2 separate regions of the Mus musculus genome follow, and region 2 is linked to region 1. Evidence: chromatin loops called from intact Hi-C (ENCODE). Cell type or tissue: left cerebral cortex. All regions are shown on one strand.

The links. Hi-C counts contacts between places; a loop is a spot of excess contacts. Peaks named below come from ENCODE experiments on the same cell type or tissue, not always from the same donor. Only the 100,000 strongest peaks of a DNase experiment are listed, where the experiment ranks them.
Region 2: a loop joins it to region 1, with 8 times the contacts of the local background. A loop is called at or near these places in 2 of 42 quality-filtered maps.

The regions. Positions count from the first base shown.
Region 1 is chr2:85,283,213-85,287,212 of GRCm38, forward strand. No RefSeq gene overlaps it. Among named protein-coding and RNA genes, the nearest start is that of Olfr987, 47 kb to the right of the region's middle. In left cerebral cortex, a CTCF peak has its summit at 644 (motif pointing right); DNase peaks (open chromatin) are centred at 1,653, 2,041 and 2,333; H3K27ac peaks cover 1,227 bases.
Region 2 is chr2:85,211,584-85,215,583 of GRCm38, forward strand. It overlaps Gm13715 (a long non-coding RNA gene), which reads left to right. Exons shown (of 5, transcript XR_374759.2): 2 at 3,121-3,161. Among named protein-coding and RNA genes, the nearest start is that of Gm13715, 5.1 kb to the left of the region's middle. In left cerebral cortex, a CTCF peak has its summit at 2,480; DNase peaks (open chromatin) are centred at 2,357 and 2,893; H3K27ac peaks cover 1,193 bases.

The DNA.
Region 1 (4,000 bases):
TGATCTACCATTTCTCTAGGCTTGTCTGAAGTGGCCCTCTGAAGGCTGTGAGAAGAAGCCCTGGTCCTCTCTGTACTTTACCTTCTCTATTGGTCAGCACAGGTCCGAAAACCTCTTTCTAGTTTTCCTCTCCCTGTGTAGTCTTGGGTACATAACATATGCCCTGTAACTCTATTCTCTTTTTCAAAAAGATTAGCAGTAGCAACAGGATTTTATTTAATGTATTTTTTCCAGGCATTTCTTTAAACACTTATAGCTGATGCTCTCATTTCAATATTCTTAATAATTTTGTGAAAGAAACACTATTATTCCCTTTCTTTTATAAATAAATGAATATGCACAGAGAGACTGACTTACCTATCTATGATAATACAACTGTATGTTGTAGTTGAAATCCAAAGTCACATGGACTGCCTCTAAATATCAAACCTCACCCCCCTAAGAAAACAATCACTTATATTATTTCTATCACACTAACAACAATGGCAATATTATGGTTAGTGTACTATTTGAAGGCATGCACAGTATGGTTGAGCCTAAACACCAAGTAAATCATTTAACTGATGGGACCTTGTGATTCCTCACTTTACCAACAGAGGGCAGTAATGGTGTCCATGTCAAGGGGTTAAAAGATTTAAATGGAGGTCAGGAGAGGTGGCCCAGAGTACTTAACCAAGAGTACTGACTGCTCTTCCAGAGGTCTTGGGTTCAATTCCCAGCAACCACACGGTGGCTCACAACTATCTATAATGGGATCTGTTGCCCTCTTGTGGTGTCTCTGAAGAAAGCCACAGTGTACTCACATACATAAATAAATCTTTAAAAAAAAAAAAAAAAAAAAAACAACTTTTGCCGGGTGTGGTGGAGCACGCCTTTAATCCCAGCACTCGGGAGGCAGAGGCAGGCGGATTTCTGAGTTCGAGGCCAGCCTGGTCTACAAAGTGAGACCAGGACAGCCAGAGCTATAAAGAGAAACCCTGTCTCGAAAAACAAAAAAAAAAAAAAAAAAAAAAAAAAAAAAAAAAAAAAGAAAAAAAAGAAAAAAAAGATTTAAATGAACTGGGCTTGTGCTACAGGGTGGATTTATTTTTCTTTGATAAGACAAATATCGCTGATTATATTAATAATTTTTAAACTGTATATAGCTCCTATGATTAAGCACACTCTTGTGTTTACATAAATTTGGACTGTTTTGATTTTCTGTAGCTTGCTTAGTCCAGAATTTGGCTTAGTATAACTATTCATTCCTTACCTTCGTCCATTCCTACTCCTCCCCGACCAGCCTCCACAAGCTAAGAGAACACAGAGATTTCAGTCACTTATTTTGTATAGCTGGAGAGAAAGAGCATGAACATTCTGCCACAGTTTCTTCACCTAGGAAGGCAGAACGAGCAGATTACCCACCTAGTAGGTGTTTGTAAAGGATTTGACCTTCAAGAAGCTGCAGACTACCTCTCACCGTGTCAATTGCTCAGCACACAGTAGTGAGAGTTTTTATTTTATTGCCACTGTCCCTGGAAAGAACCTGCTTGCCTGGGTGCAGAGGAACAGGAGGCTGGCTCCAGCTCCAGATGGCTGCTCTCCTCTGTTCCCTGCTGCCAGCTCAGCAGTGTGTGCTTGGGAGAGACGGGACAATAGTCAGGGAGAGGAGGAGGGAGGTCTTCGAGAGCCCAAATGGCTTTTTGTTCCATAAAAAGCCTGGAATCAGGCTGCCATAGCGGCCTGGGTATTTTTGTGTCTTTGTAGCTTCTATTTCGAGTGTAAAGTTGGCGTGGGAGTGTTTTCCTTTATTTCAGGCCATAAGTAGTTGTTGAGCAACAGCTGTTTTAAAAGATAATCTTTGAGGTACTGAGATGTGGCTTGAAGAAACATTTTTTTAAAAAAATATATCTTATTTATTGCCTGCCTTTATTTTACTATTATTATTTTTGCATGCACTCAGGATGTCATTTCCCTGAAGTCTCTTCAGACCTTAATTCTTGGCTTTCAGCACCAGTTGAAACGACATTACTCCCTTCCTGACACCTCTCACTCACAGAGGAGCTTGCCTTGCTTCCCTCTGACAATGTGAATGGCATGTTGATAGGCTTGATTTCATTACTCTGACTTGACTGATGGTTGTTTCTAAAGAAGCCATGCCTCACTCACCTTGACCTTGGGTTCCTGAATGATTCAGGCTTTTCTCATTATCCTTAAGTAGAAAGAATGATCATGAAATTTTCTCTTTGCTAACATTAGGCACCCTATTTCTTTGGGAACGATTCTAAGTTGGGGTGAGGGTAGGGGGATGAGGGAGTGAGAGGGTGGGAGTTGGAAGGCACAGCCTCATCTCCTGTCCATATGCAGAGGCCATGAAGATATCTCTGTTGTCTGTTCTTTGGCTGGTAGAACACAGACAGAATCTTGGCTGGATTTCTCTGCCTCATGCCTCCTACATCTTATTCCTAGCCTCTATTTTATTTTTAAATTTTTTTTTTTTTTTTTTTTTTTTTTTACCAAATTGGAATACAGTAGAAAATTTACTTTCTGTTTGAGTAAACCAATCCTGTTTAATTGAATCTGTTGTTTGTCATTACAACCCATAATTCTTCCTAGGAGAATTTCATATTCTTCTGAGAATTTCATAGATGTTTATAAACTTCAGTTTGCTGAAATTTCATGATTTATGCCTTTGCAGCTCTTTGGAGTTTGTTTTGGTACCAAAGTCAGATTCCCACCCATTTCCACTTTCTGTTTATATAAATATTGCTTCTTTCCAGCTACAGTGATTGGTTTAGGGATGGACATATAACTGGGCCAATGAAATTCAGACTAGGTAGTTTTGGACTTTTGAGGAAGGAGATGATCTCATGGTACCAAAGTTTGTTATTTTTGCTGGGACTGTTAAGACAATACAATATAAAGAAGAATTTCCCAGGGATCACCAGGAAGGAGAGTTGATCTGAGAATTCCATCATATAGAGGAAAGTGAAGCTGAGAGTTGAAGAAAAGAAATCCTTGATGATTTTGCTTGGGATGTGGGTTGAATTGTGCCCAGTGGTAAATTTAACTCCTGACACGTACAAAACAGATACCTCACACCAAAGCAGCTATGAGCATGCCTCATGTATTAGTTTTTTGGGGGTTGTCAGCAAAAGTACTATTAATACAACCTGGGAGGCTTAAAATAACAGAAACAATTGTTTCATAACCCAGAGGTTAGATGTCCCAATTCAGAGACAGACTCATGGATAGGAACTGAGTTGTGCTTCCATCAATGTATTGAAGCTATAACTTTTTTTTGCAAAGGAGTTTCATTTTTGAAAATATCATATGTGCATTCAATGAAGTATGATCTCATTTACCCCAAATTACTTTTCTAAACATGCTCCTCCCAACTTTGTTTCTCCCCCTCCCTCTGATAGTCTAAGTCTAGTTAGTGCTGCCAATATATTCATAGGTGCAACCACCCTCTGCAGCATAAACAATACCTTAGAAAAGAATGAGCCACACCTTAGAAAAGAATGAGTCTCCCTTCCCCAGCAACTCTCCACTGTCTGGAGGTCAGCTATTTCATCTATGACGGGATTTTGGGTGGCTTGATTTGGTTCAGGTCTTACATCCAGTAAACAGCATTTCATGGCATCCAAACCTCATCCTCTATCTCTTACATTCTACTCATATTATCTTCTGTGATGACCCTTGGGCTTTGGTGAGGGTGGTTTGATATAGGTGCCCTGTTTAGAGCTGAATACTCAGTGTCTTAGTCTCAGTATTTTAAGCAGTTATATCTCTCTTTTGACTGGTACCCACTACATAAAGAAACTTCTCTGACAATGCTTGAGAGCAACCAGGTCTCTGGATATACACATAAATATATAGAAGGCATTTGACAGTGACCATTTATTAAAATAATAAAATAGTAGGTTATACCTGAGGGAACCTACAATGCCCTCCTATCCAAGGACTATTGATAGTAATTACTATGTCAGGTATGAAAATTTCCCTCTTGTAGATCAGA
Region 2 (4,000 bases), 72 kb before region 1:
TTTTCCTAATAGGAACTCAAATTGGGATATTTAAGACAACCCAACCTAGCTGCTAAAACCATTTCTGTACCAAACCTCATAGGCTCTGGCATAGCATAGCTCCTTTCCATATGTAAACACACAGCCTCTCTCCACATCTTTGGAGTCTAGGCCTCTGTTCTTTGCTCTTGAGGACATTAAGGTACAGATAACATTTTTCAACACTTTTCATGCCAAGCATGAGATTAAGTGCCATGCAGAGACTATGGACTATTTTATTTAATTCTTAGAGCACTCCTATAAAGAAGAGTGTTTCTATTTCATCTTTTCAGATCATAAGGTGAAATGTTAATTTATTTTAAAATGATTTTTAAGCATGTGGATATGTGTGTGTATGTGTGGGGGTTTGTGGACAGGGTATGTTACCTGATATGGGTGCTAGGAATAGAGTTTCCACCTTCCATAAGAGCAGTTCCAGCCCGTAAACCTTTCTCTCTCCTCTTGGCTAAGGGAAAGGATTGCTGAGACTACTGTGGCTGAGGACAGAGATACTAACATGATCTCTTTGCAGCAGCTTGTACAGAGGAGATGTTAAGAGTACTATAGCAAGCCCTTGCTCTTTTTCTTTTTGGCGGGAGCATGGGTCAATCTTTGAACCTCTCTGAGCCTTGGTATCTTCCTGTGGAAATGGAAAAAAGCATTTTCTTCCTCTGAGAATTTCTAAGAACATCTTGTTGTTGAGCACATATCTTGTTAAATTTCTCTTTTGGATCACAAGCAAAAACATGCTGACCTCCCTCTTTGAAGACTTCTAGGTCTGGTCACTATACCAGAGGTTCCAAGGATTGAAAGAGCAAGCGAAGGTGAAAGTAGAAGGTTCTGAGATGGCTTTGCTCTGACTGTTCACTCAGTAGCTTTTTTTTTTTTTTTTAAAACCCAAGAACCTTCTTTGTACCTGACCCTGGAATCTGCATTGTTGGGAGGACAAAGGCCTTTGGTTTTCCCTGATGGGAGTTTGTGGTTTTAGGTGAGGAGGCGTGACTAATGCCAACTCCGAGTGATCAGACATGCATTTCAACTTAGCACTATCTGAATGAGAGTGGAGTTTGGCGAAACAAAAGTATTGAAGAGATGAATGTGATCAGGAAAGGTCTCCTGGCAGAAGTAGGCTAAAGGGGCTGAGAGCAGCAGGAGGTGTGAGGAGGCAGTGATGACACTTCCCATCAGTATGTGCTGTGCAGACATTATCATCATCACGTTACTCAAAGACACTGAGAGCTTACTGTATCTTAGACATGGAACCGAATTCACCATCACTCCCAACCCTAGGAGGATCATATCATCATACCTCATTTCTCGAGATGGAAAACGGGCAAATGGAAAGTGTCTAGGCTATAATCAGTTGCAGAGAGAGCTTCGAACTCTGGTCTATTTGCTACATGTAGAGCCTATGCCTTAATTACAAATTCAGTAAGTGAACGTCTGTTGTCCACCCGGGCAGAGAAGGTACGGACAGTAGGAAGAAGGCTGAGACTGGTTAAGAACAAAGGAGGAGGGAATTTTTTTCTTAAGTACTCTTTTGTTTTGATGTCTCTTTGGAAAGTATTTTAGGGCAAAGATATTTTTGCCTAAGTAAGAGATAACTGCCCTGGAGGAAGGACCAAGACATGGGACCAGGAAGAGTGGATTCTCTGGGTTAACTCAAGTTCTGTCCAGAAAGCAAGTGGGGGTCTTAAGACTATACTGTACACTTCTCAGTATATGAGGGTAGGAAAGGGGAGCTAAAATGGGAAATCATGCCTGAGGTTCTAGTATGGCCTTTATTGGGAAATGTGAGCATAAAGATCCTGACTTGATCCATCCAGGGAAGCATGCTTCAAAAGGTGGACAACAATGAGACCGAGAATGAGAATCAGACCACATCCTAGGACTCAACAGCTCGGGTTGAAAGAGTTCCGAACTCAGATATCAGGTGACACAGAGCTCTCCTTCAAGTTTTCTGCGGAACACTGGGGGCAAACTATATCTTCTTTCTGCCTTCAGTTTCTCTATCTAATAACATGGGCGTTTGGACCAGATGAGTGCTAAGTAGGTGTCAAGTTCCAGTAAGGATGATGACTAAGCATTTGCCAAGATTGGAGATGCTATTTAGAAATTTTCGTTTCTGTAATGGGATAGTTATCTTTGGCCTGATTGCTTAGCTTAAAGTCTTCAGCAGCAGACTCAACATTAATTAGTGAGGACCTAGAAGGAGGTTGGAGACATTCTTCCTGCCCTAGAGAAGAAGGGACTGTCAGGGCTGGTGTGATGGAGCAGTCGCTGCCTGCATCCCAGAATAGCTGCAGCCTCCTGGCATCTGCCATGCTGGCTGCAAACTCCCATCCCATTGGCTGCTGCCTCTCTCTGCCATCTGCCAGGTGATGCTTTCCAGGTTTTTGTGGCACCGGCTAAGCAGTCCTGTGTGTGCTATAGCATGCTTTCTGTTTTTTTTTTTTTTTTTTTCCTCCAAGTGGCTAGGACCATAATAGCAGCTCCTGCCTGCTTCCCTCACTTCACCTCATGGTGGTTGAGGACAAAATAGCTGCATGACACAGTAACAAGGAGCTCAAAGTTGGTGTCAAGGGTTACAAATTCTTTGTATGGGATAGGCACAAGTCTGTACATCTCTCTTGACTTGGATATTATCTACCGAAAAAATAATTTGCAATTGAACTATTGTTCTGCAGTCTTTTCTGTGTGGAGACAAATTAGGTCTTAAAGTTTTACTCATTTCCAGTTTATATAGCTGAGGTCCAGCTGGGCATGATAAAGTGCATGAGTCTTTACTTTGGTTGTAGTGACAAGCTGGAGGCTGAATGAGATCCTAAAGAATTTATAGGCAACCCTGAGGCAGAACCACTAAAAATGCACTTCCTCTCATGTGGTGGTGATTTAGATGGGCCAACTGGATTATTTCTCTGAGCATATTCTCATGGGGGAGACTGGGAAATGTCCTTCACTGAGTCATGAAAATGACAAATGCATAATCTGTTTTGTTAAGTTGGAATTGAACGGAGCAGAGACAAAGACCAGAGAGAACAGAGCCTTGATGATATTGAGCACCATCTCTCACGTTGTTCCCCAATCCTCTTCTTTCTACAGCTCCATCTTCAAGCAGAATGGAGAGTAAAGGGTTGCAAGAGGTGAGATACATAGTTTTGCTTTGGTGATCAGGGAAAGATTTTAGTTAATGTGATCTTAGGCTTGGATAAAGCAAGAAAGTGATGTGGGCAAATATGCAGTCAGGAGAGGGAGTAGAAAGTTCAACATCCTTCAGGTAAGAGGTATCTGATATCTTTAAGAAATAGTAAATATATCTAGTATGGATGGGAAGTCAGATAGTAACTTAGAACTCCTCTTTTGTGTGTTCAAACAGTGATTACTTTTTTCCTGCCTGCACCAGAGTAGAGATGGTATGTAAGCTACAGGTTCATAGTGTTTCATAGTGTTGTAACTTGAGGAGCCAGAAATGTCAGAGACCATCATTGAGGCTTCTTCTGTTGCTGACTCTTTCTGCCTATTCCCAAGAGATATGACTTTTTCTTTAGTATGTTTCCTCTGACAACTCTGTAGAATCTGTCAAAACTACTTCTAAAGGGCTCCAGAGGATAAGACAATTCTTTGTAGACAGAAAAGCTTCAATGGAATGGATTTCTTTCATTACAATTGCTGAGGTGTGACATTCCATGAACACATGCCAATTTGTTCTCTGTGTGTTTGTTCCTTTCTTCATTCATTTAACAAGAATTTATTGAGTGTCTGATATCTGCCAAGGTATACAGAAAGGCACTGTATCTACAAAGATGAGTCAGCTGCAGTTTCTGTTGTCAAGGCTCTCAGCCTGGGATGGGTATGGAGGAGGCAGCAGTGTAAATAGACAATTAGAGAAAAACATGGCAGGTACTGAACTGAACAAAGTAGGAACTTAGTGCTATTGCAGGAGCCCCCTGGAGGGCTGGTTTTATGAAGAACCAGGGTGGTC